Regions from separate parts of the Homo sapiens genome. Here all the other regions are linked to region 3. Evidence: read pairs that join two places in POLR2A ChIA-PET (ENCODE). Cell type or tissue: PC-3. All regions are shown on one strand. Each heading gives the region's core, and the rest is flanking DNA. Links, peaks and the distances in the headings are about the cores only.

The links. Peaks named below come from ENCODE experiments on the same cell type or tissue, not always from the same donor. Only the 100,000 strongest peaks of a DNase experiment are listed, where the experiment ranks them.
Region 1: POLR2A ChIA-PET joins it to region 3 with 5 read pairs; 3 of 35 experiments call an interaction of 5 or more read pairs at or near these places.
Region 2: POLR2A ChIA-PET joins it to region 3 with 7 read pairs; 1 of 35 experiments calls an interaction of 5 or more read pairs at or near these places.

Annotation. Positions count from the first base shown.
Region 1 is chr7:94,453,363-94,460,613 of GRCh38, forward strand. No RefSeq gene overlaps it. Among named protein-coding and RNA genes, the nearest start is that of CASD1, 53 kb to the right of the region's middle. In PC-3, for the core only: no CTCF peak of the experiment used is centred there; no DNase peak of the experiment used is centred there.
Region 2 is chr7:95,101,578-95,108,828 of GRCh38, forward strand. The region is part of intron 2 of PPP1R9A (protein phosphatase 1 regulatory subunit 9A); the gene reads left to right. All of the region lies in intron 3 of PPP1R9A-AS1 (PPP1R9A antisense RNA 1), which reads right to left. Among named protein-coding and RNA genes, the nearest start is that of PPP1R9A-AS1, 110 kb to the right of the region's middle. In PC-3, for the core only: no CTCF peak of the experiment used is centred there; a DNase peak (open chromatin) is centred at 3,354; H3K27ac peaks cover 1,164 bases.
Region 3 is chr7:94,577,267-94,584,517 of GRCh38, forward strand. It overlaps a transcript of CASD1 not described here. Among named protein-coding and RNA genes, the nearest start is that of CASD1, 71 kb to the left of the region's middle. In PC-3, for the core only: no CTCF peak of the experiment used is centred there; DNase peaks (open chromatin) are centred at 1,545 and 3,465; H3K27ac peaks cover 1,259 bases.

The sequences.
Region 1 (7,251 bases), core at 1,168-6,167, 120 kb before region 3:
CCAGAATACTATATTACAATAATATTTTGCATATATTTATGCTATTGGGTAGGTCTGTAAACAAGAATGATTGAGATCTGACCAGAAGCAGAAGCAGTGCACTGTATCTGGGATTTATGGAATAATAAACAGTATGTTAGGTTTACCTCTAGTTTGTGAGCAAACAGAATTTTTTACAATTATTTACCTATTCACTAAAGTCAAATGGAGCAATGTAATTAAAGTTTTCCAGGTCTTCGTAATAAATAAAAACAGTCTCAAGTGCACTTGGATTAATTAAGGAAACATTTCCTTTTTCCTTTTTCTATTTTACTTTCTATATATTTTTCTTTTTTTAGTTTGATTCTAAATAAATGTTCTTTAGTCTATACATAAATGAACAGAAATATTATGTGAGATTGATGACAGAAAACTAATTAGAAACTTTTACAAACCTTTATAATTTGATTAGTTCTGTAATAAAAGAGAACTCACAGCCACTTTCAGATTCTACGATTGGGAGTTAAAAACCTAAAAGTCTGTTCTTTCTGTGTCTTCCGTACTCAACCATATCTATGACATTTTGTTGTTCTTAACTTCCCAATATTCATTTCCTCCTTTTTAAAATTAAATTGCACAAACTTCCTTCCAGAACTATTTCTCCACCCTCAACTATCAATCCATGTGTTTTGGTTGGCATACCATCCTAGTTCCTGGCCACTTAGAGCAATAGATCCCCCAAGAGATTGGGTCAGGGACCACATGACCTACGCTGGTCCCATTACAATGGCTCCCAGGATTTTTGTGGAAACTGCACTTTCTCTTTTCCTCTGGACTTGAGCCTTGGAGAAGTTAGGCCTAGAGTTAGCCTGAGAATGAAGCCAACAAAGGAAATATGAAACTAGAGAGATGTGGCAAAACTAGGGCCTGATGATATTCTGAGTCCTGTGTCAAACCTTTAACATTTTGTTATGGGCACCAATACATTCTTTTTCTTAAGCTATTTAGAATCAGGTTTCCTTTTCCATGCAGCTAAAGGAGACCTATTTCATATAGAAACCAATCTGATTGCTTCTTCTTATTCCATGACTATTGTGTCTATTTTGCTTAGATTCTCTCATTCAGTATTTTACATATTTAACAAAAATACCATGTTTTCTTTTTTTTTATTATTATACTTTAAGTTCTGGGGTACATGTGCAGAACATGCAGGTTTGTTACACAGGTATACATGTGCCATGCTGGCTTGCTGCACCCATCAACCCGTCATCTACATTAGATATTTCTCCTAATACTATCCCTCCCCTAGCCTCCCACCCCTGACAGGCTGGGTATGTGATGTCCCCCTCCCTGTGTCCATGTGTTCTCATTGTTCAACTCCCACTTATGAGTGAGAACATGCAGTGTTTGGTTTTCTGTTCTTGTGTTAGTTTGCTGAGAATGATGGTTTCCAGCTTCATTCACGTCCCTGCAAAGGACATGAACTCATCCTTTTTTATGGCTGCATAGCAGTCCATGGTGTATATGTGCCATATTTTCTTTATCCAGTCTATCATTGATGGGCATCTGGGTTGGTTCCAAGTCTTTGCTATTGTGAACAGTGCCACAATAAACATACATGTGCATCTGTCTTTATAGTAGAATGATTTATAATCCTTTGGGTATATACCCAGTAATGGGATTGCTGGGTCAAATGAAAAATACCACATTTTCTTGACTTTAAAACATACCTTTGCACAAGTCATGTCCAAAAATACTTTGAGAAGTAAGTAGTGATGCAGCTGGCATTGCCTGCACATAAACAAACTTATTCAAATCAAGAAGAAATCTTTACTTGGATAGAAGAAATCCAAGTAAAAAAAAAAATTCTGTTTGCTCGCAAACTAGAGGTAAACAAAATGGCATTGGGTTGTGACCCTGTTATCTGCACTGGTTTCACGCACCATATAGTTGCACATTGACTTAAATTCAGATTCTAAATTTTTACTTAACATGCTTTCAGAAGATATTATGAAGCAGCACTGAAATAAAGTGTTATTGCGGTAGCAGAAGCTAAAGATTACCTGGCAAGAGCCAGGTGGTGCAATTAAAGCTAATAGAAATTGCCAAATCTTTTTAATCCTCAAAATTTCAAAACTAGCAGAGATTGGTCCAAATGATACGTGCTTATAAGGAACCATAATCAGGCTCCCAAATAGCTGTTAAAAACCTTTGACTGACTTTCAAGAGACTCTATTTAACTTACAGAAATACTTAATTCAATTAAAGATAAAAAGAAAGTGTGAATTTAATCAAACATGATATACAGACAAGATATCAGTGTTCTTCCATGGTACAGTATCAATGTTTTGATCCTAAACATGTTAAACAATTTGGTCTCCCAGGAAATGTGTTTTCCATATAGTGCTATATATACATGGATGAGAATGATTCAGGAAAGCCTTCGGGCTCCAAATATGAAGAAGAGTTAGAGTCAATATTTATGAAGCTACAGACATAAAATTTCATTGCTTTCATAAATTTATTAACATACAGGTACTAAATATTATTTATAGATTCTGGTTCTAAGATTTAGACTTAACCTCCCTACCAAACCAAAGGAGAAGAAAAAAAGAAGGAAGGTAAGGGTAAGGGAAAGGGAAAGGGAAGGGGAAGGGGAAGAGGAAGGGGAGAAAGAAAGAAAAAGAAAAAAGAAAGAAAGAAAGAAAGAAGGAAGGAAGGAAAGAAAGAAAGAAAGAAAGAAAGAAAGAAAGAAAGAAAGAAAAAGAAAGAAAAAGAAAGAAAGAAAGGAAGGAAGGAAGGAAGGAAGGAAGGAAGGAAGGAAGGAAGAAAGGAAGGAAGGAAGGAAGGAGGGAGGGAAAAGAAAGAAAAGAGGGAGGGAAAGAAAGGAAGGAAGGAAAGAAGGAAGGAAGGAAGGGAAGGAGGGAGGGAGGGAGAGAGAAAGAGACAGAAAGGAAGAAAGAAAGAAAGAAAGAAAGAAAGAAAGAAAGAAAGAAAGAAAGAAAGAAAGAAAGAAAGAGAGAGAGAAAGAGAGAAAGGAAGGGAAGAAAGAAAGAAAGAGAAAGAAAGAAAGAGAGAGAAAGAAAGAGAAAGAAAGAAAGAGAGAGAAAGAAAGAGAAAGAAAAAAAGAGAGAGAAAGAAAGAAAAGAAAGCAAGCAAACAGGCACGAAAGAAGGAAGGAGCCTTAATAAGAGAAGAAACTTAGTGGGCGTGAAACTGTGAGTCATCACGAAAAGACTGGCAGACATAGAAGTGAACCAAAACTACAGCCATAGACTTAGGAGGCATCCATTGTGTGGAAAGCCATCATAATTTAAAGTTATTATAAGCAGGAAATGTTTGAGGCCTTTACATCTGAAGCATGTCAGAGCTGCTGTGCTGAGAAGTCAAGACAGCCATCCTGAAATAAAATACTACCCTTGCCATAGCCATGTCATGTTCTGTAAGGAGAACTACATTATTCCTACAAGGATTCAAATTGGATCCCATGTAGGAGAATGTTACAGATCAGCACATATCCAGGAGAATTCTGTTATAAAGATAAACAGTCAAATAAGACTTACCAACCCTTGGCAAAAATGGGAAAGATTGTTAACACACTCAAGCCTCTCACCTCACAAGAAAGAACTTACACCTGAGGAAATGAGTTAATAGAAAGTATTTCAAAGAATATTTAATACTATAAGAGAATTAAAGCAGAGCATGTAATCAAATAATAAAATAAGAACAAGTGGTTATGAAATAAGAATAAGTAGTAATACAAATAATCAGCTAAAGGTTTTAGAAATTAAAAATATTAAGGCGGGATGCAGTGGCTCTCGCCTGTAATCCCAGTACTTTGGGAGGCCAAGGCAGGCAGATCACTTGAACTCGGGAGTTCAAGACCAGCCTGGCCAACATGGTGAAACCCCACTCTACTAAAAGTACAAAAATTAGCTGGGCATGGTGGCGCATGCCTACAATCCTAGCTACTCGGGGGGCTGAGGCAGGAGAATTGCTTGAACCTGGGAGGCAGAGGTTGCAGTAAGCTGAGATCGTGCCGTGGCACTCCAGCCTGGGTGACAGAGTGAGACTCTGTCTCAAAAAAAAAAAAATATATATATATATATATATATATATATAAACACACAATTTAGTAAACAGACTGAATAACATGGTATTAATGTATCTACTAAAGAGTAAATTGGTAGCTGGAATATATTGCTGAGGAATTCTTCCAGAGCATAAAACAGAGGTAATGAGATGTAAACAGTGGAGGAAATTGTAAGAGACATAGCAAATAGATCCAGGAACTCTACTCTATCTTGACTTAAGGAATTTTCCTAAGGGGGGACAAAAGACAAAAAGGAATAGCTATATTTGGAGCGATAGAGGCAAAGAATTTTTAAGAACAAAAAGTGATGGGATTCCTCTGTCAAAAGCGTTCCTCACATGCAATCAGAAAGTTAAATTCAATAGGAAAAAAAAATCCAAACTAGAAACATTAGAATAAAATTTCAAAACACAAAGTATAGAGAAGAAAACACTTCTATTCCTCTTCATTTTAGCCTACCTAATTGGTTTCCTAACACCTCTTTCTTTGGAGTCAGCATCATGACCAAAGGCAGGCATGGAGGTGAAGGGATTGTGGGGCAATGGGGCCAGCGATGGACTTAAGGCAGTAGCAGCGGAGACAGGGTCATAGGGTGGGGAATAAAGGGACCATGAGGAGTAATGAGGGAGCTAATTGCCAAAGAGATACTACTGTGGTCAAGAGATTAGGTACACACAGGAGGCTTGAAGAAAGAAAGAAATATAGTCGTATCCCCCATAACGAAGTTTCTGTCAACAAGGAACAGAGTATAGGAAGATAATCCCATACGATTACAACAGAGCTAAAAAATTCCTCTTACCTTATGATGTCATAGCGGTTGCATTCACATGCTTGTGGTGATGCTGGTGTAAGTAAAATTACTGTGCTACCAGTTGAAGAAAAGTGTAGCACATACAGTTATGGACAATATATAATACTTGATAATAATAAACTATTGTGTTACTGGTTTATGTATTTACTACATTACACTTTTTCTTGTTATTTTAGAGTGTACTTCTTCTAATAATTTTTTTTAAGTTAGTTGTAAAGCAAGTTAGGCCGGTCATTCAGGAGGTATTCCAGAAAAAGGCATTGTTATCACAGGAGGTGGCATCTCCATGTGTGTTACTGCCCCCGAAGACCTTCAAGATGTGGAGGTGGAAGACAGGGATAGTCATAATCCTTCCCCTGTGCAGGTCTAGGTGAATGTGCATGTTTATGTCTTCATTTTTAGCAAATAAGTTTAAAAGGTAAAAAAAATTTTTTTTAAATAGAAAAATCTTATACACTAAGGATAAAAAAAATTTTTGTATCACTATACAATGTGTTTGTGTTTTAAGCTAAGTGTTACGAGTCAAAAGTTAAAAAATTAAAAAGTTTATGAAGTAAAAAGGTTACAGTATGCTAAAGTTAATTTATAATTAAAGGAAGAAAATTTTTAAAATAAATTTAGTGTGGGCTAAGTGTACAGGGTTTATAAAGTCTACAGTAGTGTGCAGTAATGTCCTAGGCCTTCACACTCACCACTCACTCACTCACTGATTCACCCAGAGCAACTTCCAGTCCTGCAAGCTCCATTCATGGTAAGTGCCCTCTACAGGTGTACCATTTTTTTACCTTTTATACCATATTTTTACAGTACCTTTCCTATGTTTAGATACATAAACTCTTAGCATTGTGTTACAATTGCCTACAGTATTCAGTACAGTAACATACTGTACATGTTTGTAGCCTGGGAGCAATAAGCTATACCATCTAGCCTGGGTGTGTAGTAGGCTATACCATCCAGATTTGTGTAAGTACACTCTATGATGTTCACACAACAATGAAATTATCTAATGAAGCATTTCTCAGAATGTATCTTTAGGCCAGGTGCAGTAACTCACACCTGTAATCATAGCACTTCGGGAGGCTGAGGCAGACAGGTCACCTGAGGTCAGGAGCTCGAGACCAGCCTTGAACCTGGGAGGCAGAGGCTGCGATGAGCCAAGATTGCCCCACTATACTCCAGCCTGGGTGACAGGTCAAGATTCCATCTCAACGCAAACAAACAAAAAAATGAATACAAAAAAGAGGGAGGCTAGAAAGGACCCTGAGCTGTCAAGTTGAAAGTGGAGGTATCCATGTGAACATGTTTGTTTCTATATGTTTATAAAGCAATGTGTATAGATCCATATATGTGTATATATATATGTTTATATACACATATTTTTGTTATTTTAAATATTTTAACTTTTTACTTTAGGTTCAGGGGTACATGTGCGGGTTTGCTATATAGGTAAACTTGTGACTCAGGGGTTTGGTGTACAGATTATTTTATCACGCAGGTATAAGCATGGTGCCTGACACTTTTTCTTTTTCTGAGCCTCTCCCTCCACCCACCCTCCACCCTCAAGTAGGCCCCAATGTCTGTTGTGCCCCTCTTTCTTTCCAACACATATATGTTTTATTCACTGAAAGAGTCTAGAAGCAATGACACTCTTTAAGAACTAACAATGAATATAAGTGAGTGCCTAGATTTTAGTTTCAAAATTTCATATTCCACTGAAAGGAATTCAAGATTTTTGGGGAAATAGCTGATTCTAGGACGGGAGCAAGAAAAGCACAAAATGAGTCTGAAACATCTTGTTGTACCGCAAAGTAAGACAGTACTAAAAGAATAACCGGAGCCAGCTCTGAAGGAACTCATGCTGGCTACATCTTGAAAATTTGAGTATTAAAAATATAATAATAATTGATCACAACCCAATGAATAAAATAGAAATCCTTGAGTTGATATAGACATACATACATACATACATACATACATACATACATACATACAGGATAAAGAAAAGCTCTTTCTTGGTAGAATTCTGTTAATAAAAGCCAAAAGAAAGAGAAATATAAAATTATCATATAGCAACCATCATAATAGTAATTGATGCAGACGGGAGCTGTCAATTGATGCCAAGTTTTCTTGATAGAAGTTTGAAGAAGAACAATATATTGGTATAATCTAGTATCTTTCTCCAAAATCTTCAACACTTACAAAGGGAAAATGGTGACTTTATAATGGAGAAATTTTGCAGAAACCAACATGATTAAGATCAGCATTATCAGTCACGGGACTGGTCAACATTATGTACCTCCAGATGGGTGCACTGAGAAGAACACAGCATCATATCTGTGGTATTTCCACCAAGTCAGCTAGGTCTAAG
Region 2 (7,251 bases), core at 1,318-6,317, 520 kb after region 3:
AGAACCCATTGGCGAGAATTATTTACATAGCCCCACCCCAAGGCAACAAAGGGTAAAGAAAGAAAATACCCTTTCTACCCAGAAGGAGAACTGGAAATACTGCTTAGCGGCACTAACATCTTCATAAATAGACTAGTTTACCTTTCTTTGGGCTAGCTCACATGGATTACAGAAGTGAGCTTACTATTTATATGAACAAATATAAATTGACCTTTACTTTCTCTTTTTTTCCCGTAGTTTTGCAAGAAAAAACTTACTTTTATGATTTTTACATGTATTAATCTTTACATTTCCTTTTCCTCCTTTTTGTACATTAACTGCTGAATTCAGAGTTTGAGTCATTATGTGGATTTTTGGTTGTTAAGGAGAGCATCCAGCCTGTTAATGCTCTCAAATGGGGTATCCCTCAGAAACCTCTCCTTGCAAAAGTAGCTTATGGATATTATCTTTTACCTGGGTAGAGGGGTTTCAGCTGCCTTGCTGACCTATATTTAGTGGAGGGCAGTAGACTAAGTGTTTTGGTTTGGCATTTATAATGCCTATTAGATGATTTAGATATGAGAATGAAACTAGCAGAGTGGTAAAATTAACTAAAAGCTTAACTATCTAAAAAACATAATAATATCTTCTAGATAGAAATATGGGTCCCAGATTATCCATTCCTGAAATGCTCTATAGGATTGTGTATTTATGTGGCAATATTAAAAAACGTGGAACAGATAACTTGCTATAAATAAGCCACAACTTAGAATTCATGCTTTTAGTTAACTTACCATCAAATGTAGGTATGAATAGTTGAAGACTTGTCATCAGAGACACATAGTGATAAGAATTTTGATTAGGTTTCAGAGTCGCGATTGACCCTAGAATCCAGCAGCCTCAGTATCATAATCGATCCTACCTTCTTGCACATAAAAGCCTGAGCTCAGAAAGGCCCAGTGAGTTGGCCAAGCCCACAGCGTGTGGCAGCACAAGTTCTCATTGACCGCTGCCTTACATGTGGGCCCCATGCAGTTTCCCCTCAATATTCTTTCCTACTGCAGTCCTAGCTAGGTTGGCTTTTTCTTTTCTAAGCTAGGAGTTTAAGTATGGAAATAATGATATTATCCTTATGAAATGCTTTAACTTGTCAAAAGTGTCTCTGTAACTTGTAGGTGTTGTAAATCTGCGGTCTTATTTCTACTTACTTGTAAGGAAGTCATATTCCTGACTACCTTGTCAAATACCAAAAAGTTCAGTTTTGCAGCCAGAGAATATCCTGTTTGAAAGACTTTGTGATGACTCATTTTATGGGTCAACGTTGGTAGGCCACAGTACCCAGATATGTGGGTAAACATTATTCTAGAGTCTATGAAGTATCTTTTAGATGAGATGAACATTTAAAGCAGTGGGCTAAAGCAGATTACCTTCCTTAACGTGGATTGGCCTCATCAAATTCATTGAAGACCTTCATAGAAGAAGACTGACTTCCATCAGAGAAGAGGGGATTCTGCCAGCAGACTGTCTTTGGACTTGAACTGCAACATTAGTTCTTTCCTGGGTCTCTGGCCTGCAGGCCTACCCTGCAGATTTTGGATTTGCTAGTCCCTACTGTCATATGAGACAATTCCTTAAAATCAATTTTAATATAAATATATATAGTATGTATAAAAAAAACACATATAAAGATATTAATTCTATTTTTCTGGAAAACCTTGACAAACGTAGGCTTCCTTGTGTTGCCGTTTGAACTAGCATGCTCTCTACCTCCCATTATATAGAGTATGTTTGGTTTTTTTTCACTTCTTTTTTTTTTTTTTTTTTGAGACAGTCTCGCTCTGTTGCCCAGGCTGGAGTCTGGAGTGCAGTGGTGCGATCTTGGCTCACTGCAAGCTCCGCCTCCTGGGTTCATGCCATTCTCCCGCCTCAGCCTCCTGAGTAGCTGGGACTACAGGCACCTGCCATCACGCCCAGCTAATTTTTTTGTATTTTTAGTAGAGACGGGGTTTCACCGTGTTAGCCAGGTTGGTCTAGATCTCCTGACCTGGTGATCCGCCTGCCTCGGCCTCCCAAAGTGCTGGGATTACAGGCGTGAGCCCCCACGCCCAGCCCAACTTCTTGTTCTTTAGTAATCCATTAAAACACTAGGCTTACAATTAGTGAAATGTACTTTTTGTCCTAATAGACTTTGTCTTATATATAGCATGTGTATTGTCCTCTGAACTTCTCGTGTAAAAATATGAAAAACCGTGGGAACTCTCTTTACCCTTTTCTGCCTTACTCCCTAGATTGGTTGGTAAAGAGATAATTTGTGTAAAGTGCTATATTGTCTATAATTTAAAGTACTTTGGCATATATAACATAATATTTATGGGAGTAACTTTGTTTTAGGACCCTTTAGTTAATTTTCTAGGTATTTCAATCATGAATCCACACACTAGGATTAGTAAGTTATTATTTGAAAGACACTGATTAGAAGCCTGCACCCAGATATTGGTACTTTAAATCTACACAAGACAATGTATTAACGTTAAGTATGCTACAAATAATTGGTGAAATGAATGATGTTGAAGATACAGGGGTTAGCCTTAGAAATATTTTATGTAACTAGACTTTGGGTCAGGCGAGGCTTGCAGATTAACAGCTTTTGGAGTAATAACCTAACTAGTACTCCATTTGATCCTGTTTTGTGGTATGTAGGATTCTGGTGAGTGATCCACTTAGAAGGTTAAATGTATCCTACTGTAGAATGTAGTTGCAACTGCTTTAAGTAAACCTTTCACACAGGCTACTTTTCAAAATGACTTTTAAGGACAGAAATCTGGGATTTTAGAGTTTTATGAGATAGGCCTATGAGTCTGTTTTTTGCACCTTCCAGTTAAGCAATGTTTTTACATGAGCAGAATTTAGTTTGAAATTTCTTTTCATTGTAACATACTCCTTATGTTAAAAGCTTGCAGAGGAGTAGACTAAAGCCCTCAGCTGTTTACATCTTTGGAGACTACCAGTGTTTACCCTAAATTGTCTGATGATTATAAACTCCAGTTTGGCTTACTTCATTTTGCAGCAAGCACCTAACATACTCCCGGGCACACACTGGACAATCAATACACTAGATAATTCTACCTATTGTCGATCAGTGAACTAACCTTAATTTGGGGGAAGAAAAGGAAAGTTGAGATTATACATTGCTCTAAAGCTATTAGAATCCTCCTTTGTGAGGCTTGCCAGGTTGGTTTTTGGAATGTTAATATGTGGCTATCTTCTCCAGGCTTATTGTTAGTTTCAATTTAGAGCTTATTTTGCAGAGCCACTGAAATCATGTGAAGGTGAGTCAGGGTTCTGCCAAGGAAGCTTGTGATGAGTGTAACCTGTTTGTGGAAGCATGTGAATGTTTGGCTTATCTCCAGGAGCACACTTTGCTAGCCATCATCTGAAACTCAGCATGCTAGGACCTGGAACATTTTTCATCTTTGATGTGTCAGGAAGATTTTACAGAACCTGGACCATAGCCTGAACTGAGACCGTGTGGAAGCATTGTGGGAGATTCCTTCCAGTCAGTATTTATAGAATATGCTGAATTTATTTAGACCTGCATTGATTAAAGAAAATGTGTCATAAAGAAGTGAAGGAAATAAGTTTTTTTCTTATTGTTGAAAATGTATTGCTGCTGTTTTGAAAAAGTGTTGTGGTTCAAACTACTGAAAATGTATATAAGATAATGATTCTAGTTGAAATCTTAAAATAAGCTAATTTTTACTTTATTTGCTTTTCATAGCCTTGGGTTGTTCGTTCAGAAATGTCCTTGCTAACCGTGTTTGTAAACTTGTTACCCCTGAAAGCCTGTCTCTGCTGTGAAGCAGTGGATGAGGTCTTGTTTTGTTTCCTTTGATCGAGAAACCAGAATATCACTTATTGGCTCTGAAACAAGAAGTCTTAAATTTAAACATCTTTTGTTTACTTTTCTCAGTGAAATAAAACAGGAACAATGTGAAGGTAGCTTGAACTACAAAAATACATATATCTTGTTGGTGTTGAACATTAGGACTCAGAATGCTGTTGGCCTTTAGAGTTTTTTGTGTTGCTGGAATACCAGGAGGAGTCATGCTCTGATTATTATCTGATTAATTATCCATTTTTTTGTAGAGCAATTAAGGTTAATAAAAATAATAGAACTATTGTAAGAAAATGGAAAGAATCAAGATCATGTAGATGAAAGGGCTTCCTGGTCAGAGAAAACACAGAAAGCCTGGCAGGCCATGAGCCATTGTGTAATGACAGTGCATTGCTCTAGACATAGGTGGGGATTTTGGCAGCCTAATCTATGTTCTAATACTAAGTCAGTTATGCAGATTTTTGCTTAAAGGGCATTAAACATCCTAGTGGGTGATATATTCAAAACATGTTTATGAAAGAGAGTATGAGGCTGGGCTCATGCCTATAATCCCAGTACTTTGGGAGACCAAGGTGGAAGGATCGTTTGAGGCCAAGAGATCAAGACCAGCCTGTGCAATATGGTGAGACCCCAATCTCTATTAAAAATGTTTTTAAATTTAATTTAAAAAAAGAGAGTATGATATGGGTAGTAGGTATCAGGGGAAATATTATCCCTCATATTACCCTGAGAAAGCTTTTCCTCTCCCCTCATTGAACCAAGCATAATTACATGGACTATTTCATTTTATTTTCCTAATACTCTTATGGGGATAGGCATTATTATAAAAACCATTTTGTAAATAAGGAGACTGCGCCTTAGCATGGTTTTACAACTTGGCAAGTGCTACATAGCTAGGGAATTTAGGGGGCTTTAAATTAGGTTAAAATTGGGACCATACCAATTGGGGATCGTATGAATTGGGAATATCTTTCTCTTTATCTGCAGCATGCTCTTCAGCTTAACGATGTATGTATCTTGGGGTCTTCCATGTCAGTAGAGAGATATACATCTCTTCAATCACTGCATTGAATTACATATTTGTATATATCATGATTTAGCAAGCCATTTTCTCTACTGGTGGACAATTAGGCAATTTCCTGCTTTGGGCTATTACAGATAGTGCTGTAATGAACTTCTTTTGAAATACATCTTTGTACACATTTGCAAGTATTTCTGTAAACACTTAAATGTGACATGATTATGTAAAAGACATTTACATTTAAAATATTGATAACTACTTTCTAGTTATGCTTTCCTCTTCAAAAGTATCCTTTTTTTCTATATCCTCACAAACACTGGATGTTGTAGTCTTTTTTTTGTTTGTTTTTTTGAGTCTTATTATGTCACCCAGGCTTGAGTGCAATGGCATGATTTTAGCTCACTGCAACCTCTGCCTCCCAGGTTCAAGCAATTCTGCCACAGCCTCCCGAGGTGCACGCCACCACGCCCAGTTAATTGTTGTATTTTTAGTAGAGATGGGGTTTCGCCATGTTGGCCAGACTGGTTTCAAGCCCCTGACCTCAAGTGATCGGCCCTCCTAGATCTCACAAAATGCTGGGATTACAGGCATGAGCCACTGTGTCCTGCCTGGATGTGGTAGTCTTTAAAAAAAATCTATTCTTATGGATGAATGCATAGTATCTCCTTGTTTTAATTTGCATTTGCTTAATTTTTAATAAAGCTGAACATCTTTATATCATTAATTGGACATTAGTATTTCTTCTTTGTTCAATTCTCAATTTCCTTTACCTACTTATACATGCAATTGTTTGAGTTGATAAAGCCCTTTATATATTAGGAATATTCATGTTTCATCTTAATATTTGGTCATACTTTCTGCTAATCTGTGACTTTTCTTCTAACTTCATTATGGTATATTTTATTGCCTAGAAGTTTTTGGGCTTTATTTTTAATCAAATTATTTATTTCCTTTAGAACTTCTAGGATCTGTGAATTTCTTTCTAACCTGTTAGCTAAACATTGTCCCAAATTTTCTTTTGGCACTTTTTATATATGTATATATTTTTGTTCTGAATTGTATTTTTCTTTGTGATATAAATAGGAATGTTTTTCAGATAGGTATCTAATTCTTTTCATAATTTATTAAATAGACCACTCTAATTTGAATAGAAAAGGAGTGGAACAGAATAGAATATAAAAATGGATCTATCCCAGAGCTCAAACTATATTGCCTTAATAAGCGAAGTTTTATTATGTGTTTTGATATCCACTAGGGCCTGATTCTACCCTTATTCTTTTTCAAACTGCTTGTTAGTTTTCACGAAAAATGTAGGTAGGATTTTATTTTTTATTGTCTTGAATTCATAAATTAACTTAGGGTAAACTGATATTTACAGTTATTTAGAAATGTGGATGTCTTTATAATATTAAGGATTTTAATCCAGGGAAATAATATGGCATTGCACTTTCTTCAGGGCTTTTTGTACTCATCACTTAGTTTTATAGAGAGAAAAATGCTTGTACATTTATGGTTGGTAATTACTAAGTGTTTTATTGTTTTGATCATTTTGTTGTATTTTCTAAGTTTTTGTATATAGGTATTGAGTTTTAAAAGTTACATCGCTTTACTGAACTCTTATTAGTTCTAATACTTTTTCTGTTAAAGCTCTTGGATTTTCCAAGTAATCAGTTGTTTAATCTGCAAATAACGACTTCTGGCTTTTCTTTTTCAATAATTTGCAGTGTTTTCTGCATGCCTACTTAATTTACAAGCCTATAAGTAAGCTGAAGATGAAGAGTGTATTACATTATTTTCTTTTTCTTTTTCTTTTCTTTTCTTTTTCGTTTCTTTTCTTTTTTTTTTTTTTTTTTTTTTTTTTGAGACAGTCTCGCTCTGTCACCCAGGCTGGAGTGCAGTGGCGCGGGAGCTCACTGCAATCTCCGCCTCCTGGGTTCATGCCATTCTCCTGCTTCAGCCTCCCTAGTAGCTGGGACTACAGGTGCCTGCCACCACACCCGGCTAATTTTTTGTATTTTTAGTGGAGATGGGGTTTCACCGTGTTAGCGAGGACAGTCTGGATCTCCTGACCTCATGATCTGCCCACCTCGGCCTCCCAAAATGCTGAGATTAAAGAATGAAATGGTGGCATAGTCATCTGATTGCTAGATGTCTCAAAAATTATACACAGTATCATTTTCCAATATGCAGTCTTACTGTTTTAGGTTTGTTTTATTTAATTTCAGAATACTCTCAAATGAACTTTATAAACTAGCCCGAATAGGGAAGAACATTCTGATATCAGAGTGTTTGGGATCCTGAAAAAAAAAATGTTGGGAAGGAGTTATTTATTTGAAACAGTTATTTCATACTTACT
Region 3 (7,251 bases), core at 1,264-6,263:
GGTCCTGGAAATCAGATTATCCTCCCCACTTCTGCTCCCCAAAGCGTTGTTTTGTGACTTTTGTAAACTAATCCTTTAAAGTCCATATTCTTTGTCATGTGTAGCCACTGAAGTCTCTGCTTAGTTATCTTAGTGGTCAGCTAATAATTAAACAGATATTTTCTTACATGCCTTTGCGAAGGAGTTCTGTGTGAATGTTGGGGAATGCTTTAAAAACTGAGACAGGCAGTTGATAGCTCTGTGTTAGCATTCACTGTCTGATTGCACAGAGACTCAGGATTATCCCAAGGTGAGAGCATAGGGCCTTCTTAGGTCTTTCCTGAGCAGTCACACAGCCCTACACATTCATGTGTAGATTCCAAAAAGATAATGAAACTTTTCAAAGCCTCTATGGAAATCTCATTCCCTAAGCTTTTCCTGGTAAGTTCTTTGGTTAATCAATTGTTTGTCCCAGTTGTTATCCACAATTTTAGGCAGCTGGAAAGTTTATAAATTGCCTGTGTTTTCAAAAATACCCCAGGGAAAATGTTTTTATACTGGGAGAGCTCTGAGTCAGGTCAAATAAAGACAACTTTGCAAGTGGGTCATCAAGGGAACTACCAGACAGGTAAAATGACAATTCTCTTCATTAGAGGCTTAGAAGGAACTCTACCTTTGTTCTGTCTCTTTTGGGAGCTACCAAACAGCTGGTTTTCACCATGATTGCAGAATGTTTTCAAAGCTACTGTGGTGCTAGAGAGGGAAAGATGAGAATAGGGCCAGGTAAAGTGCCATGAAGCTTGCCGTTCTTACCAAGATTCTACTGTTTTTCCTGAATAAACCCACCCTGGATTGCTAAAAGTGTAGCAAAGTTTGGTTAACTTCTAGAGTTTTACATTTTTTAATGCTGACAATTTTTACCAGTTTTCTTATTTGTTGAGAAGAGAGTTTTCTGTCTTTACCATCTTTACAAACCCAGAGTAATTTAAAAATGTAAATTGCATGTTATTTTTCTACTTCAAATGCTTTATTTCCAATGTTTTTAGAATAAAATCCAAACTCCACAATCAAAGTCTATAAGACTAATAGGACTCCGTTTACATCTCCAGAATCATCTTTAATCCCACTTCCGCCTCATCAATATGTTCCAACAACACAGAGATCCTTCATGTTCTTGAGAGTCAAGTGTTACCTAGCCCAACTGCCTGTAGTATATAAATAATTGGTTTCTGACCATTCTGTTGGTCCTCCACTTTTTTTCTGTTGGCCTTCTTTTCACCCCAAATTCAAGTATATTGGATAAGAGCCCCCCACCCATTTGCCAGTCTCAGTAAAATTAAATTATATCTCACAGGTCCTACTGAGTCAGAGGTCTAAACCCTGACCTGAGAGATGCAGTGTTCTGATTAGCCAGACCTGAGATCTGGTGCAAGGTGTGGAGTCACCTTAAATGGAAGTACCTGGCTGGAAATTAGAGCAGAAATGTTTGTGTAGAGAAAAAATGTAAAGTTGCTAGAAGAAGGGTAAGTTGATACTGGGCAGAAACCACAACCACCTGTTTTCATTACATTGCCTTTGGGTCTGTGCCCATGCTGTTTCCTCTGACCAGAATGCTAAGCATGAGTGGCACATGATTAGTCTTCAAATTATGTCTTAAATATTTTCTCTTTAGATAGACCTATTCTGATCATTTAATCCAGGTAGCTTCCTTTCCTCATTCTCTATTACAACACTTTTTTTTAACCTTCATAACTTTTATATTAGACATTAGGTTAATTCTGTCAGCAAATATTTACTTAGCACCAACTAGTACCAGATAGTGTACTAGACTTCGTTCATCTTCCATAATACACTATGTTTTATTCACCAGTGCATAGTTCAATGCCTAGAACACAAAAGGTCCTAAGTCAGTATTCACTCAATGAATGAATGAAAGGGCCCTGATACTCAATCCAATAACATTTTTAAATGTTAAAAAAAAAAAAAAAAGGAAAGGGGGTATGTTATTCTACTAGGCCAGTTTATCTCAATCTTTCTTCATTGTCCTAACATTTAATTTGCTTTAGGCACATGCATGGACTCCCAAATTAAGGTAATAAGAATCTTAATCACATAAAAATTAAACATAATATGAAAACTACATGATAAACTGCCTAAAATGTACTGCACCCTATTAATTGACTGCAAAGTGAGATCATCTGATCACAGAAATCCTTGGAGCAAATGAACAACCTTTAAAAATGTAAGATTTATTAAGAAAGTAATAAAATTTGTACAAAAATAATAAGTAATGTTGTATTTTAATTTTGTGAAATGTCAATAAAATACCATCTCAGACTTTCCCTGATCGTTAGATTCTGGCAAATATCCAACTTCATGTACCTTATCTTTTTTGCTATTGGAGAAATAATTGCAACACACTTTAGCTGCTGCATGAATGTTCAGATGACAAAATGAGCACCAGTTTTCTCATCAGATCCTGTGGTTTCAGTGAAAACCCATATCCAGATGACTTACCAATCATAGCACCAGTCCGAACCTCTACTCTGAGTTTCAAATTCATATATTCAATTGCCTACTAATTTTGGTTTTCTCAGAGGTACCTCAAGTTCACTTTGCATAAAACTAAGCTCATATTATTTCCTCAATCCTGATTCTCATCCACTATTGTCTATCACAATGGATATTGCCACCATTTGACCAAGAAGAACCCACACGTCAGAATTGGCTCCTCTCTGTTCCTCAACACTATTTCCAAAGTATCAATGTAACAACAACTGCTGCCTTTTTACCTCCTAAATAGCTCTTGAATCTCCCACCACTATCCGAGTCAAAGCTACCATTTCTCCAATTATATCTACAACAGATTTCAGACTGGTATAACCACACCCATTCTGCCCAACTGCTGTATCTGCTCTCTATATTATTGTTGGATTATTTGTATGTATAAAAAGGTCAAATATGACCACATCCTATTTTTCATTCTTAACATCCTTCAGACTTTATTTTTCTCCTTTAAGTTCATGCATGGTTTTGGCCTACCTTGGGTCTCACCTTCCCCTATACTTCACCATCTCATGCTTAGTCTTCGTTACTGCGGCTACACTGGACTTTCTAATGGAACTCTAGACTCACTAGGCTCTCTTCTTCCAAAAGGGCTTAAATAATGCTCTTCTATCTGCCTCAAATATTTTTTCTTATTCTTCATCATCTTAGCATTTTCTTTCTTTGACATTTCCCTAAATTTTTATTGAAGATTTTCTAATTACTCAAGTAAGATATGAATACTTTCTTCCTTACAAAAAATTATAACATTGCAAATAAAGTCAGGATATAACTTTCCTAATCTTAGCACCATCACAAGTTCAGTTAGATTTGTTTTTCCAAAATCACCTTTGTTCCAACAGATGGCCTTAGAACTCTTGAGTCACTTGTCACCTGAGACTACTCATCTTAGGCTGCAAAGCCACCAATTATTTCACAATGCACATAGTGTTTACTCCTGCCCTACCCTTTTGCTCATACTTGGAATACTTCTTCGCATACCAGCACTGAAACATATCATTCTCTTAGTTTCTTTTCAAATAAACTATATTTTCTGTTGCAGTTTGAATTAACAGGGAGTAGTCAGCCAAGGTGTTGCAAAGGATACCAATTGCATCATTGTCAAGAGCCCTCTCCAGGGAACACTTACTCCTTCAATTAACCATAGTCCATGGGCTGGCTTTTGGTATTACAGGATCAGGAGCCTGATTTTGCCAGAATCCCATAAGGAAAGCTACCATTTAGGGGTAGACTCACATTAGACACATAGACTCAAAGGCCAATTTTTAAATATATAGTGAAAAATATCACTCTCCTAGTGCCATGACCAGTGCTGTGTCTCCACAAAAGATAAACATGAGAATCCAAACTTAAATTAGAAATTGCTTGGTGCATATGAAATCAAGCTTAAAGGCTCTTAGAACATATCGTCAAGTCTCTTCCCAGGAAAGTGGTACCAACTAAAAATCTCACTGGCTGTATATCAATGCCAGTTTTAATACACTGTCCAACACTAGTTGTCAGGCAAACTTCCATTCTCATTCTTTCAATTGACATCAAATGACATTTTTTTCATTTCATTTCCAACTTTTGTTTTAAGCTCAGGGTTACATGTGCAGGATGTGCAGGTTTCTTCATAGGTAAACGTGTGCCATATGGTTTGCTGCACAGATCATCCCATCACCCAGGTATTAAGCCCAGCACCTACTAGATATTCTTCCTGATCCGCTCTGTCCTCCCATCTCCTGCCCTCCAACAGGTCCCTGTGTGTGTTGTTACCCCCCATGTGTCCGTGTGTTCTCATTATTTAGCTCTCACTTATGAGAACATGTGGCATTTTGTTTTCTGTTTCTACATTAGTTTGCTAAGGATAATGGCCTCCAGCCCCATCCATGTCCCTGCAAAGGATATGATCTCATTCCTTTTTATGGCTGCATAGTAGTCCATGGTGTATATGTACCACATTTTCTTTATGCAGTCTGTCATTGATGGGCATTTAGGTTGATTCTACCTCTCTGCTGTTGTGAATAGTGCTGCAGTGAACATACATGTGCATGTATCTTTATAATAGAATAATTTATACTCCTTTGCGTATATACCCAGCAATGGGATTGCTGGGTTGAATGGTATTTCTGTCTCCAGGTCTTTGAGGAACCACCACAGTGTCTTCCACAATGGTTGAACTAATTTACACTCCCACCAACAGTGTAAAAGCATTCCTATTTCTCCACAACCTTGCCAGCATCTGTTATTTTTTGACTTTTTTTTTAATAATAGCCATTCTGACTGGTGTGAGATGGTATCTCATTATGGTTTTGATTTGCATTTCTCTAATGATCAGCGATGTTGAGCTTTTCTCACTCTGTCGCCCAGACTGAAGTGCAGTGGCACGATCTCAGCTCACTGCAACTTCCATCTCCAGAGTTTAAGTGATTCTCTTGCCTCAGCCTTCCAAGTAGCTTGGATTACAGGTGCCCGCCACCATGGCCGGCTAATTTTTGTATTTTTAGTAGAGATGGGGTTTTACCATGTCGGCCAGGCTGGTCTTGAACTCCTTACTACCCCTCAAGTGATCTGCCCGCCTCGGCCTCCCAAAGTGCTGCAATTACAGGCGTGAGCCACTGCACCTGGCCAGCTTTTTTTCATATGTTTTTTGGCAACATGTATGTCATCTTTCGACAATTGTCTATTCATGTCCTTTGCCCACTTTTTAATGTTTTTTCCCTAGTAAATTTAAGTTCCTTATAGATGCTGGATATTAGACCTTTGTCAGATGTATAGATTGCAAAAATTTTCTCCCATTCTGTAGGTTGTCTGTTTACTCTGTTGATAGTTTCTTTTCATCTTAGCATTTACTACTCATTCTTTTGGTATCAACCAAACTTTAGGGAAGCTTCTCTGACCTTGCTGACTAGGTGAAGTCCTGCTGTGATAAACTTTTATAGCATCAATTACTTTCCCTTATAGCATTTATCACTATTACAGGTTGACATTTATTTGTATGACGACTTAATATCTGTCTTTTCCAGTAGAATGTAAACTCCTTGAGAACAAGCCTATGTCTAATTTGGCTCACCATTGCATCCTTAGAACACTCTCTGACTTATAGTAACATATTAGGCATTCAGTAAGGAAGCAAATGGTAGAGGTGTTTCATAGGAAATTCTGAAATGCAAATTTTTGAGGCTGCCCTATTTTTGGATGGCTTGCTTAAAGGCTTTTATTCATCCTTAATTGGTATGGTCAAGATATGAGAACAGCTCAGATCTTGGACCATTGATCCCAAGTGTCACTCACCTCACTTATTTGCTATGTATGTACTTGGAGGCACTGACCTTGATGTTATTTTCTATTTAATTTTCTTCTAAGTATTCTCTTAGCCTCAAATTTAGCCTTAATAGCTTTACTTAGTGCTCTTTTCTGTCATCAGTGTAGACTTACAGATGTGAATTTTTAATGCATACTTTGACCTAAATAAATGTTTAGGGGCTTTCAATTTCATTACTGCCATTGGCACTTCTGTCTAAAGATCAACAATTCCTTGTTGCTCACTGCCCAGTACCATTACTGATGTAGCCTCCAAGTAAGTACTGAAGGGGGATAGAAATAAACACACAAGCTTGGTGGGAGAAGGCCTTACTAAGGTCAATGTTTAAAAGAATCATGGTCCCTTAGTCAATTCTAAAGAACCAATTTATAGACATGGAACCTGTGGAACCTGGAACCTGGGAAATCTTGTAACCTTAGGTACACACCATGTGGAAATTGAACCTAGACCTTCCTCAAAGAGAGGCTGTCATGTGTATGGGTAAATATACCCTGGAGGATGGAAAAGCCACAAACTTTTAGGGGATATTTGGAATCTAAATCTGAGTTTACTGGAATTGCTGAAAATGTACAGAACCACTACAGTCAGTATTTTAGATCAAGGGATTATGCTGGCTAACTGAAAAGGTGTTTTAAGTTTACCATCAGGACCCAAAACTTACCATATAGTCATTTGCCCACTAGGAGAGTACAGTTGGGATAGCAGTCCTCAGCATGTGGCAGAATCCTCACTTTGTTAAAACAAAACAAAACAAAACAAAAAAACCCTTAATAGTCCTTAAGGACTATTAGGGTAGCATCAACCAAGGGGAAATTATCTGGACTCTTTTCCCCATCAAAATGTTAAGTCAGAAACAAGATCACTTTTTCACGGGGAACTGCAGCGATTAAAGCTATTATTAAAGATTTGTAAGATGCTGGCCAATGATTTCTCTCCCCATTCAATACCTCAATATGGTCAGTGCAAAAACCAATGCTAATTCCAACTGCACTTTGCAATCTCCAAATGGCTTCTTTACTAGAATAGATGAATAAAGTTCCTGATTTCTCATCTGTTGTCCATGATATGTCGATTGTGCATTACTTTATTCCTGCTCACTTGGACTATTAGGAGCAGTTTGATTTCACCTGGTAAGAGCAACAGTTTGTTTACTCTGTGTCTGTGCCAAAATCTGGTCCTCTGGAGCCTTGACAACATTGCATTCCTCCTAGGCCATGACACTGATGCAATACATTTACAATCTCAAGCTGATTACTCCTGGAGAACAGCAAGTGGCAATGCCCTAGTTAACTTAGGAAGAAATTAGAGATACATCTTTAAGAAATAAGAGAACCTACATCCTCTGTCCTAGAAAGAAGAGGGAGGTTCTAATGTCAATGATATGACAGAGTATTCTCCCT